Regions from separate parts of the Mus musculus genome. Here region 1 is linked to region 2. Evidence: chromatin loops called from intact Hi-C (ENCODE). Cell type or tissue: heart. All regions are shown on one strand. Links, peaks and the distances in the headings refer to the core of each region. The heading gives the core; the rest is flanking DNA.

What was found. Peaks named below come from ENCODE experiments on the same cell type or tissue, not always from the same donor. Only the 100,000 strongest peaks of a DNase experiment are listed, where the experiment ranks them.
Region 1: a loop joins it to region 2, with 5 times the contacts of the local background. A loop is called at or near these places in 16 of 42 quality-filtered maps.

What each region holds. Positions count from the first base shown.
Region 1 is chr19:47,533,288-47,538,631 of GRCm38, reverse strand. It overlaps Stn1 (STN1, CST complex subunit), which reads left to right and starts at 1,513. Exons shown (of 10, transcript NM_175360.3): 1 at 1,513-1,818; 2 at 2,261-2,436. The coding sequence starts at 2,283. In heart, for the core only: no CTCF peak of the experiment used is centred there; DNase peaks (open chromatin) are centred at 471 and 1,501; H3K4me3 peaks cover 2,197 bases; H3K27ac peaks cover 2,151 bases.
Region 2 is chr19:47,583,442-47,588,818 of GRCm38, reverse strand. All of the region lies in intron 1 of Slk (STE20-like kinase), which reads right to left. Among named protein-coding and RNA genes, the nearest start is that of Slk, 6.1 kb to the right of the region's middle. In heart, for the core only: no CTCF peak of the experiment used is centred there; no DNase peak of the experiment used is centred there.

The DNA of each region.
Region 1 (5,344 bases), core at 345-5,344, 50 kb after region 2:
TTGCCTATTTAAGACATACAGTTCAAACTCGCTGTTTTCCGAAGAATTTGCTGGAACCTTAGCTTTCTGGAAAGAATGATACTATCTGTCAAAAAAAAAAAAAGTCTATAAAATTTGTTATTTGGCACCAAGTTGCCAAAAGAAAGGGCTCCTAGCATTGACTTTTAAAATATCGATCGGCCTTGAATGTTGTAGGGTGTTGTGCTGGTCCTGCGGGGTTGAAGATTTCAGGATCGTCCAGGAAGGCTTGGAGTCTGGGAGTTCTACAGGAGGGAGGCTGAGATCTTTACAAAGCTCCATGCAAACCCCTCAATCTGGAATTCTACAGCTCACCCTCAGCTTCGTTACCATCTACTCCTCAGGTCTGGGGCTCAGATCAAGAGGCACACTCCCCTCTAAAGAGTCCTCCATCACTGTAAAAGATGACATCAGGGGAGTCTGCTTCTATTTATACCACAAGGCGTGGCCCTCCCCCAGGTTGGCAGTAAACCCAGAGTCCAGCGCTCTAGCCCTGAGAGCTCTGAGCGTCATTTCTGAAAATACCTCAACTTCTGAGGACAGCGGAGACTGGTCCCTGGACTCCACCCTGGCGCAGAGGTGTGCAGTCCTGAGAATGTCACCCAACCTGTCTTTCTCTACCTGACAGGTGAATTGGAAGCATCCATCCTACTATGTTTCCTTGGGAGAGAACCTCTTCTAGTAGAGAGGGATTGGGTTTACACAGATCTTAAACTCCACGGGCCCAGCCATTCTGTGCCACAGAGTCTGGGAGACACTGTCCGCTCCTTCTGTGGCCAGGGCAGTAACTGAAAGCCATGGTTCTAATGACACCCAGTTTCCATCCCAGCCCTTCTCTGATAGTTTAGCAATGATCTCTTTGGCCTCCTGCCTCTTTTGCCGCTGGAGTGAGTGACCTGCCCTCTCCTAGGCGTGTGAGTCCCTGTGAGTAGGGAAAAACGTCTTTATTTATATGGGTGGAGACAGTGGAGACAGGGCTCCAAGGAGGTGGCCATGGTTTATACAAGAATTGTCAGTCTCTCAAGAGTTAAAGGCACAACATCCTGGAGGAAACCTCATAGGGGTGGTTTCCGTTAGAGACAAGACCTCTCATTCTCTCGGGGCCTCAGGTTTAGAGCAGAACATCTGCAAGCGAGACTGTAGCATCCCTACGATGTCAGGGGATCATTACCAGCTGTGAAGAAACAGTAAAATACCCCATTGCCTAATTTCGTTGTTTGTTGCTTTAATCAGTCAAGACAACCCCCTGCCCTACTTTTAAAAAAGAAAATTTAAGTTTGATCCCGTCCCAATTTCCTGGAACCGTCTGAGGGAATCGGAGTGACAAATGTGACATGGAAGGCGGGATTTGAGCAGCAGGAATTCCCGGGCTGGCTCGGGAATCTCCGAGATTAGGAGAGCCCCCAAGAGCCTGCGCAGGGTGTATGTAGACCGGGAAGGCGGCGTGGGCGGAACCGATACGTGGGGTGGGCGTGGCCTTGAGGAGGACGTCGGGGGCGTGGCCTCAGCGGGAGTGGCTGGCGGTAGCTAGGCGCGGGTGGCGGGAAGGAAATACGCCGGCGGGAGTGTGCTCGCTTCCTTCTCGCAACCGGAACTGGTTCGGCAATCTTGGCTGGCTGCTCCTGCTTCGGGAGAAGTTGTAAACTGCTCTGATTTCTGCCTCTTTTTCCTTTCCTCCGCTCTTCCCAGAGGTGAAAGGTCGAAGCTTGGATAGACACACCTTCAGGGCCCCCAAAGTCCACGGCCACAGGGACTCTCTCCATTACTCTCCGGATTCACTCGTTAAAACTCCTTTTTGGGGTACGCCTGTGTGTATGGTTATCCTCAAAGTGGAGAATTAGTATTTAGGGGATGTAGCTCAGTTGTTGGAGAGCACTTGCCTAGCCTGCACGAAACCTTGCATGAAGCCCTGCGTTCCATCCCCAGCACTGTATAAACCAGGTCTGATGGGACATGCCAGTAATCCCAGTACTGGAGGATCACTAGTTCAAAGCCATCCTCCACTACATAGCTAGATTAAGATCAGCCGGGGCTATCTGAGACCTCGTCTGAAAAGAAAATTTGGTGTTTAACTGATTCTCAGTTGGTATTTCGTCCGAAGGAGCCTCATACAAGGACTTTGCCATCTGCTAGGCATGAAGTTTGACAGGGTCCTGAACCCCTGTGTTACCCTCCTAAGACTTCTGGATGACCGTTACCCACACTAAACACCCTAAAACCTTATTTTTGTTTTCTTTTGTAGAGTCTTGGCTCTGGGTTAGCAGATGCCACAGCCCTGCCTCTTGATGGAGTGTGAATCCAGTCCAAGGGAAGAGGAGATCCCGCCCCTCTTTTGGGGTCTGGATCCTGTGTTTCTAGCCTTTGCAAAACTCTACATCAAGGATATCCTGGAGATGAAGGAGTCCCAACAAGTGCCAGGTATGTGGCCTGTCAGCTTAACGGACGCCCTGTGCTGCACCCTGACCCTCAAAGATACAGAAAGCCGGAGGCTTAGGGCATCTAAAGAGCCCTGTCTGAAAGTTATCTAGCCTCAACCTTGGAAAGAGTTTATTACTGTGATTTTTGTGCAAATTAAAGACAACCTAAGAATTTGAAGTTGATCAAACTTTGAGCTTTGCATTGAGCTCTTTCTCCCAACCTGTACATAACCAGATTCCAACGCTCGGATGATGGAAATAGAGACGATGAAGGGTTCAAAGCCAGCCTGGGCTACATAAGAGCTTTTCTCAATAAAATACATAACTAAAACCACATGTGCTTAAGGTATTCCATACTTTAAAATACCTAGGCTCCTTTTGGGAGCCTGTTTTTGAGTGGACTAGATAGGCAGGCTCCCAAAGTCTTAATGTGGGACTTACCTTTCTGGTTATGTGACTCACTTTCTGCAAAGTGTCCGTGTCCTCTCAGTAAACATGTGGGGGTTGGTTTTAGTTTGAGTTAATCTCGAAGTAATAGAAACTCCTGGGAGGAAGGACGTCACCTAGCTTATTTGTGAGTTATGACAGCATCTGCTTGCAGTAGGTGGGCCCTTGAGAAACTCCAGTGGAAACTGTAAAGCGTTGTTTAGCACATGTGCGTATACTAGTACATGCTCATGGGAGTCTCATGTTTGCACCTTTAGGTGTCTTACTCGATTTTTCACTTTTTTTTTAAGATTTATTTATTTATTTTATGTATATGAGTACCCTGTAGCTGTTCAGATGGTTGTGAGCCACCATGTGGTTGCTGGGATTAGAACTCAGGACCTTTGGATGAGCAGTCGGTGCTCTTAACCGCTGAGCCATCTCTCCAGCCCGATTTTTCACTTTCTAAATTTTGTTTTTTACATATTTTTTATTTTGTGTGTCTGGATGTTTTGTCGTGTACTATGTCTGTGGAGGGGTCCTCAGAGGGAAAAAGAGGGGTTCCCCAGAACTGGGATTACAGATGGTTTTAAGCTACCAAATGGGTTCTGGGAATTGAACCCTGGTCCTCTGGAAGAGCAGCCAGTGCTCTTAACCATTGAGCCATTTCTCCAGCCCTTCACCTTATGGGGCAGGCGAGGAGGGGCATGCAAGTTGAGATAAAGTTTCTCTGTGTAACCCTGGCTGTCCTAAAACTCATTGTAGACCATGCTGGCCTCGAACACTTGCCTCTGCCTCCCCAAGTGCTGGGATTAAAGGTGCACCTCACTAGGCTGACTGGCCAATGAGCTTGAAAGATCTTTTCATGTCTGCTTGATCCCATACAGGGTTACAAGTATATGCAGACAAGCTGGGCTTTTCTGTGAGGGCCGGTGGTCAGAATTTAGGCCACTCTGCGAGTGCCACAGGTGTTTTACTAACTGAACCATCTCCTCAGCCACAATTTTAAAAATTAAAGTATTGGTTACTAGAGATATGATTATTATACCTGAAAGTTTAACAAATATATAGATTGGAATAATTTAGGTGGCTGTGGGTAGTCCTCTGGGAGTTTACTGTGTTTTGTGAGAACTTTGGTTAAACCCCTTGCAATTTTGTGAAGTTTCCATTCAGGGACCTTCTGAACAACGAGCTTTGAGTCAAAAAAAAAAAAAAAAAAAAAAAGTCAGGCTATCAAATATTCCCAGTTTGAATGAAAAGAGGTTTATGTGGTCCATTTTATGTGCTTGGATGACCTTCTAAAGCCGTTTGTACAGAAGTCTTTTCCTACACCTTTGCTCCCTACCAACTGTTGAACTTAGTCTGTGGATTTTTTTTTCCTTTCACTTGGAAGGCAGCCAGCCTCCTCCAGAATTTTCCAGAATTATCTGGTGTTCTTTATAGCTCATCTCCTTGGGAGGAAATTAATTCACACCAAATGCCAGTCTTTCTTCAAAGATCTGTGAGTAAGGAAGCAAGCAAGTCCCAGGGGCATCCCTGTGGGCAAAAGGATGTGATGATGTGTTAAAAGCAGTGAGACCCAGCCCTGTGGTCCTTTCCCTCTCTGGGGAGACTGTCTCAGATGTTCATTTGTAAGAGGAAATCTCATGGATGAAGCTAACATCTTATTCTTATGCTGTTGAATTCCAAGAGCATAGGAAACCCCATTACTCTAGGTTTTTTTTTTTTGCTTGGGCTTCTGTCTTAGGTCACCATAAAGAGAATTCTTGTGAGCCAGATGTGGATTACACAGCTGTAATCCCAGCGCTCAGGAGGTGGAAGCAGATCAGGACTTCAGGGTCTTCCATTCTCAGCCACATCCAAGGCCAGCCTGGTCTACGTGACACTGAGGCTCTAAAAACAAGACAAGAGAGATGTGGTGATGTTTGCCTGTAATCCCAGGGTTTGACAGGCTGCAGAAGCCAGGAGATCTCTGTCAGATCAAGGCCAGAAAACAACAAAACAAAAACCAACCAAACAAACAAAACCAAACAAGATACTTATGACTCCATAAAACTTAGAAATTTTTAATGCCAGAGTATCTGAAACAACCAACCAAACAAATAAACAAAAATAGAGGTTAACAACTACAGAAGACAAAAAACGGTGCCCTGTAATGAATGTGCTTGCCTTTTGAACTTGGCCCTGGGCAATAGTCTCTCAATCTTTGGAATTTCCTGAGAAAAGGAGTGTCTTTGTACTGGAGGTGGGGACCACACCTTAGTTTATCGTAATGGAGCATGTTATCAGAATGGACCTATCTATACCCAATTAATTGAGGGTTGGGAATCAAAGAGAGACCCTATCCACCTGATCTTAGAGGGTGAGGCCATATGACCAGTGAATCCATCATACCTACACCATGAAACCCATGAAAAGCCCCGATGCTGAGCCTTGCATGAGCTGACCTGGTTAGTTAAGTGTACTGTGTCAGAGGGTGATGT
Region 2 (5,377 bases), core at 264-5,263:
AAAGAACTGTTTCTCTTACTGACTTAGAAAATAGCTGGATAAAGCACTCTGTATTTGTGTATGTACACAAGTTCATTTAAGTGTATACTGACATGTGCACACACACACACTCTAAAGCAGACAAGGGAAAGAATGTTTTCCTGAAGCAGACACAGGTGAAAGGATGTTTGGATATAGCAAACACATGAAAGAATCTTTAATGAAAGAGTATAAATATGACCCTACAGACAGTGGGAGATGAGCACTGAGCCTTGGTTTGGTCTGCTCCCCTCCCTATTTTTCACTAACAACACACATGTATTGGTTCACCTTACATAGCGTTGTTGATCTTCACTAGTAGACAGAGAAACTTGTCCAAGAACTGCTCATGAGGCTCCTGCGGCAGCTTGCCACTTCCACAGCCTCACCTCAGGCAGGCTGGTGTTCCTACCTGGTGTCTGCTTGCAGAAAGGCCTGGACTGTAGCTGCCAGTTCATGTGTGTAGTCTGTATGCCTAGAGGACTGGTCTGCAGCTGCTGAGTTGTATTTGGTGTTTGCTACAGGACTGAACTACTGACAACAAAGATGGAGCTAGACCCCAAAGAACTATTGCTGAACAGGTCCACTTCCCCCATATCCTAATAACTTTTCTCTTCCACTACCTCTGCTGGATCGTGAGCTAGAGGAGAGGTTAAACCCTTATTAAAAGTAAGTTGCAAAAAATTGATGCCTACACAGGTACTCAAGAGATTGAACTCTGGTCTTTCAAGCACTATACTGTCTGAGTTAAACTTCATATGCAGGGAATTTAGTTCCCAAACTCACACATAAATGATACCTAGAGATGGGACTTAAGGAAGCACCAGGATCCTAGGGCTCTGCCATAGCCAAGCTTCAAATGAGTTTGCCATGGTCAAGAAGTTTCCTTGCACACACTGTGTAGTCAGAAACTGCTCCAGTAAACAGAGTCCACTGATGGGTTAATAGATTACTGGAAAAATAGTTAGGCTGTTAGGCAAGTCTTGACACATTTACTGTCTCCATATGATGTTTCTTACCATAAAAGCTCTCACCAGATGTTAAGCAGATGTTGTGGCATCCTAACTCCAGGATCATAAACCAAATAATACTCTATTCTTTATACTCAATAGGTTATAGTAATCAAAAATTTACCAGAATACTTCTAGAATCCTACTAGTGGGGGTGCAAATTCACAAAAATACTTCTAAGCAAGAAAAGCCATTTCCAGGTACACCTCCAACACAAATGAATGAAGGTGCACAAGCATACATGTGCACACACACACACACACACACACACACACACACACTCAATACTTATGCTGCCAGGCAAGGTGGCATAAGCCTGCAATCTCAACACTTGAGAAGCAGAAGCAGAAGACTACATATTTAAGGGCAGCCTGGGCTACAAATTCTGTGCTAGTCTGGACTACAGAATCATCTCCTATCTGGGGAGAGCTCAGTTCTTAAAGGGCTTCCAGAGAAGCACTAGGATCTGAACTCAGATTTCCAAAACAATATGCAAATTCTCTGTAGTCATGGCAGCCTGCCTGTATCCCAGCTCTAGGAAAGGGTAAACAGGGTTCCTGCAGCAAGCTGGCTGGCCAGACTAGCTGTGTTCACCTGACAGACTCTCACTTTGCCTAAATGAATCAAGTAGAGAGCAAGTGAACCTTGAGCCTCTGTACACTTGTGCCCTCACACCTCAGCACACACATGCCGCACAAGGAAGAATTGTATATACACACAAATACTTGAGAAAAACCACATATGTACATAGATTAATCTTACTATTAATATACAAAAGTAAAAGTAATCCAAATGCTACCAAGAATCAACTATAAACTGCAGTATTTCATGTTAATACTGTAGAAAAAACATCAAATGGTCTCACACAATATACCAAAAATATAACCTTACTCAAAAGAATAAATTGATATCAAGCCCAAAACACAACAATAACCACCACAGTAGTACATGTAAGACAGAGCAGTTGACAAAAAAAAAACCTAGATGGGGGGTAGGGGGGAAAAGCAAGAGAGAGAAAGACAGAGAGAGGTGGGGAGGAAGGGAGGGGAGGGAGGGGATGGGAATCAAGATCTGTTTATCAGGTATAGTTTACTTGGACCAGCCAGCTGTCTCAGAAGGTAGAGGCATATCGGGCAGAACTGACAACTAGAGTTCCATCCCAGGAAGAATTAACTCCTGAAAGTCGTTATTTGACCACCACAGGTCTTATGGCACGAGGACCTACACACACACACACACACAAATTAATTAATCAAAAATATAAATGTATACACACTTTGGTATCAGGTAAATAAGCTACTGAAGTGAAAGGGGAAATGAGTAGGAGGGGAGCACGAACGGGGGGGGGGGGGGGGGGGTGCAGGGAGGGTCAACCAACACTCAGCATGTGTGAAATGCCACTGGGAAACCTACTTTGAAAGCTAATTGAAAAATGAAATTAAATAATACCCTCTAGAAAGCCAGGAATGGCCCATTATGTCAGTAATCCCAACATTTGGAAGAAGCAGGAAGAAGTACAGTTCAAAGCATAAATACAGGAGATTCCCCCATCTTAACAGAAACCGTGTAGGCCTAAGCAAACAGTAGCTCCAGATGGTAAGTAAATACTAAACAGACCACAGGAATAAACTAGGGGCTAACAATATGGAATTTGTGTTCTGGACTTGTTCAAGGTAAATGTCAACTCAATTCTAAATTACTGACAGCCACAAAAAAAAATTATATCACCAAGCCTGTAATCCCAGCACTTAGGAAGCTAAGGAGCCTAGGCTACATTGCCAGTTCAAGGCCAACCAGAGATATACAGCAACTCCTGCTTTTTTTTTTTTTCCTTTTTCAAAAAAAAAAAAAAAAAGGCCAAGACACTGCTAATGGACAGCTGGATGTGTGATTTGAGAACAGTATTTGAGCGCAGACATAAAGTACATTTAAGTGGTAATTAAAGCATAGGACAAAACAGGTTCTCATAAGCCAAGGAGAAAAGAAACTAAGGGTGGTAGCATGTCTGTAATCCTAGCACCCAGGAGGCAGAAGCAGAGGAGTTGCTGTAAATTCAAAGCCAGCCTCATCAGCATGGGGAGTTCCAGAGCAAGGGGGGGGGGGGTGGATTAGACATCCAAATCCTAAGACACTCAACACTTTACTATGAGCTGGAAAAAGGAGCCTGGAAAATAAACACAGAAGAAACAGGAAAATAAAATCCAACAGAAGGCTTTAAACAGGAAAGAGTGGCCATGTGTGTCACAGGAACCTGAGAACTAAGGAAGGATAGTAAGTAGCCACTGAATTTAGAGACAGGATCTTAAAACTCTGACAGGAGCTACTGGGGCAGGGGCAGAAATTGCCAGATAAATAATATCAGGAAAATGCCACAGAAGCGAAGGGCATGAGCCCTGCACTGGAAGGACAGGCGGGGAGGGGTACATATCTGTCTCACATTCCCGAAAAAGAAAATAAATCCTAGAAGCTGGGAAGAGAAAAAAAAAAAAAAAAAATCACAGGAATCGGGAAACAAACTGATATCAGATTTTCAACATCAACACTTGAAGCCAAAAGAAATGAATGGAACAAAATCAGAAAAATTCTCATTCTTAAAAATTTTAGGAAAACCTTTGTTTTGAAGTAGAATTCCACATGATATTCACAGTATTATAAAAAGAAGCTATTCCAAGGCAAGGTCTAAAATATACTTCCTGTGGATTCTTTCTCAGAAGGCTACTAAAGGTTTTACACAAAATCAAGAAAGAAATCCTAACCACAAGGACTCTTGGAAGTAGTTTGTGCTCCCAAGACTTCCAGGAAAAACTAAAACCCATTACTGAGGAAAGATATAAACAGAGGTTAAACTATACACAGCAAGACATCGTGATTTTTTTTCAACATTAACGCATAAATTCAATAGCATCAAAAACAGCACAATGGTTTGTGGGATTTTTGTTGGCTTTTTCTTTTGTTGTTGATGTTTGTTTGTTTTGAACTTCAATCAAGGTATTTCTAAAACTAACATGGATGGGTTAGGGGCCAGGAATATACTAGAGACTTGAAAAAAATGAGGGGCTGTCTTACTCTAATAGGAACTTACTTTAATGCTTTTCTAATTAAGATAGTATGGTAGGGAGATAGGAATAGACTGATAAATTGAAAGCTGCAGAAAGCAGTGGATATACACAGTAGAGAAAACACTCCAGAGCAGCACAGTCCTTAGGGAGAGATCCTGATTGGTGGGAGGACAGGAATGCAACAACAGGACTGGATCCCTACCTCATGCCACACACAAAAACTTAGTCTATGCAAACTGTGGACTTGCTACAGGTAAAATTCTAAAGCTTTTGGAAAATAAAGTAGAGTACCTTCATGATATTGGTTTAGGAAAGAATGCCTTAAAAATAAGCATTAGCAGCCAGGTGTGGTGGCGCACACCTTTAATCCCAGCACTCAGGAGGCAGAGGCAGGCAGATTTCTGAGTTCGAGGCCAGCCTGGTCTACAAAGTGAGTTCCAGGACAGCCAGGGCTACACAGAGAAACCCTGTCTCAAAAAAAAAAAAACCAAAAAACAAAAAAAAAAACAAAAAACAAGACAAAAAACAAACAAACAAACAAAACAAAAACACCATTAGCTTGAAAAGAAAAAAACTGAAAAATTATACTCTTCTGACTTGAAAAAGTCTCTCAGCAAAGACTCTGTAATGAGACTAGAAAGACAAAGTACAGAATGAGAAGGTATTTATGATACCAAACCGGAAAACGGTTAAAATTATATATATGCAGACGTTTGGAATATACACAAATATACTACTACAAATGTGTATACTACATATATAGATGCAAAATGGTATTAACAAGAAAATGAACAAAAGAATGGAATACAAAAAAAATTTAAACTCCAACAAACATAAAAAGCATTTACTAATAATCAGATGGTCAAAAATTCTAAAAATACCAAATGTTGGCAAGAATGAAAATCAAAGACATCTTTACACAGCCAGCAGGAATGTAGTATAGTTACTGAGTTTACTAGTAAAATTAAAGTCATACTTCTCCAGAAACACAACCATGCCATTCCTAAATTAAGTCTTCGTGAAGTATCCTAGCGTTTTATGTCAGCATCAAAACTAAGAAACAGAGCTGGAGAGATGGCTCAGCGGTTAAGAGAACCGACTGCTCTTCCAAAGGCCCTGAGTTCAAATCCCAGCAACCACATGGTGGCTCACACCCATCAGTAATGAGATCTGACACCCTCTTTTGGTTCGTCTAAAGTCAGCTACGATGTACTTACACATAATAAATAAATAAATCTTTAAAAAAAAAACAAAAACAAAAAACTTTAGAAACAACCAACATACCTACTA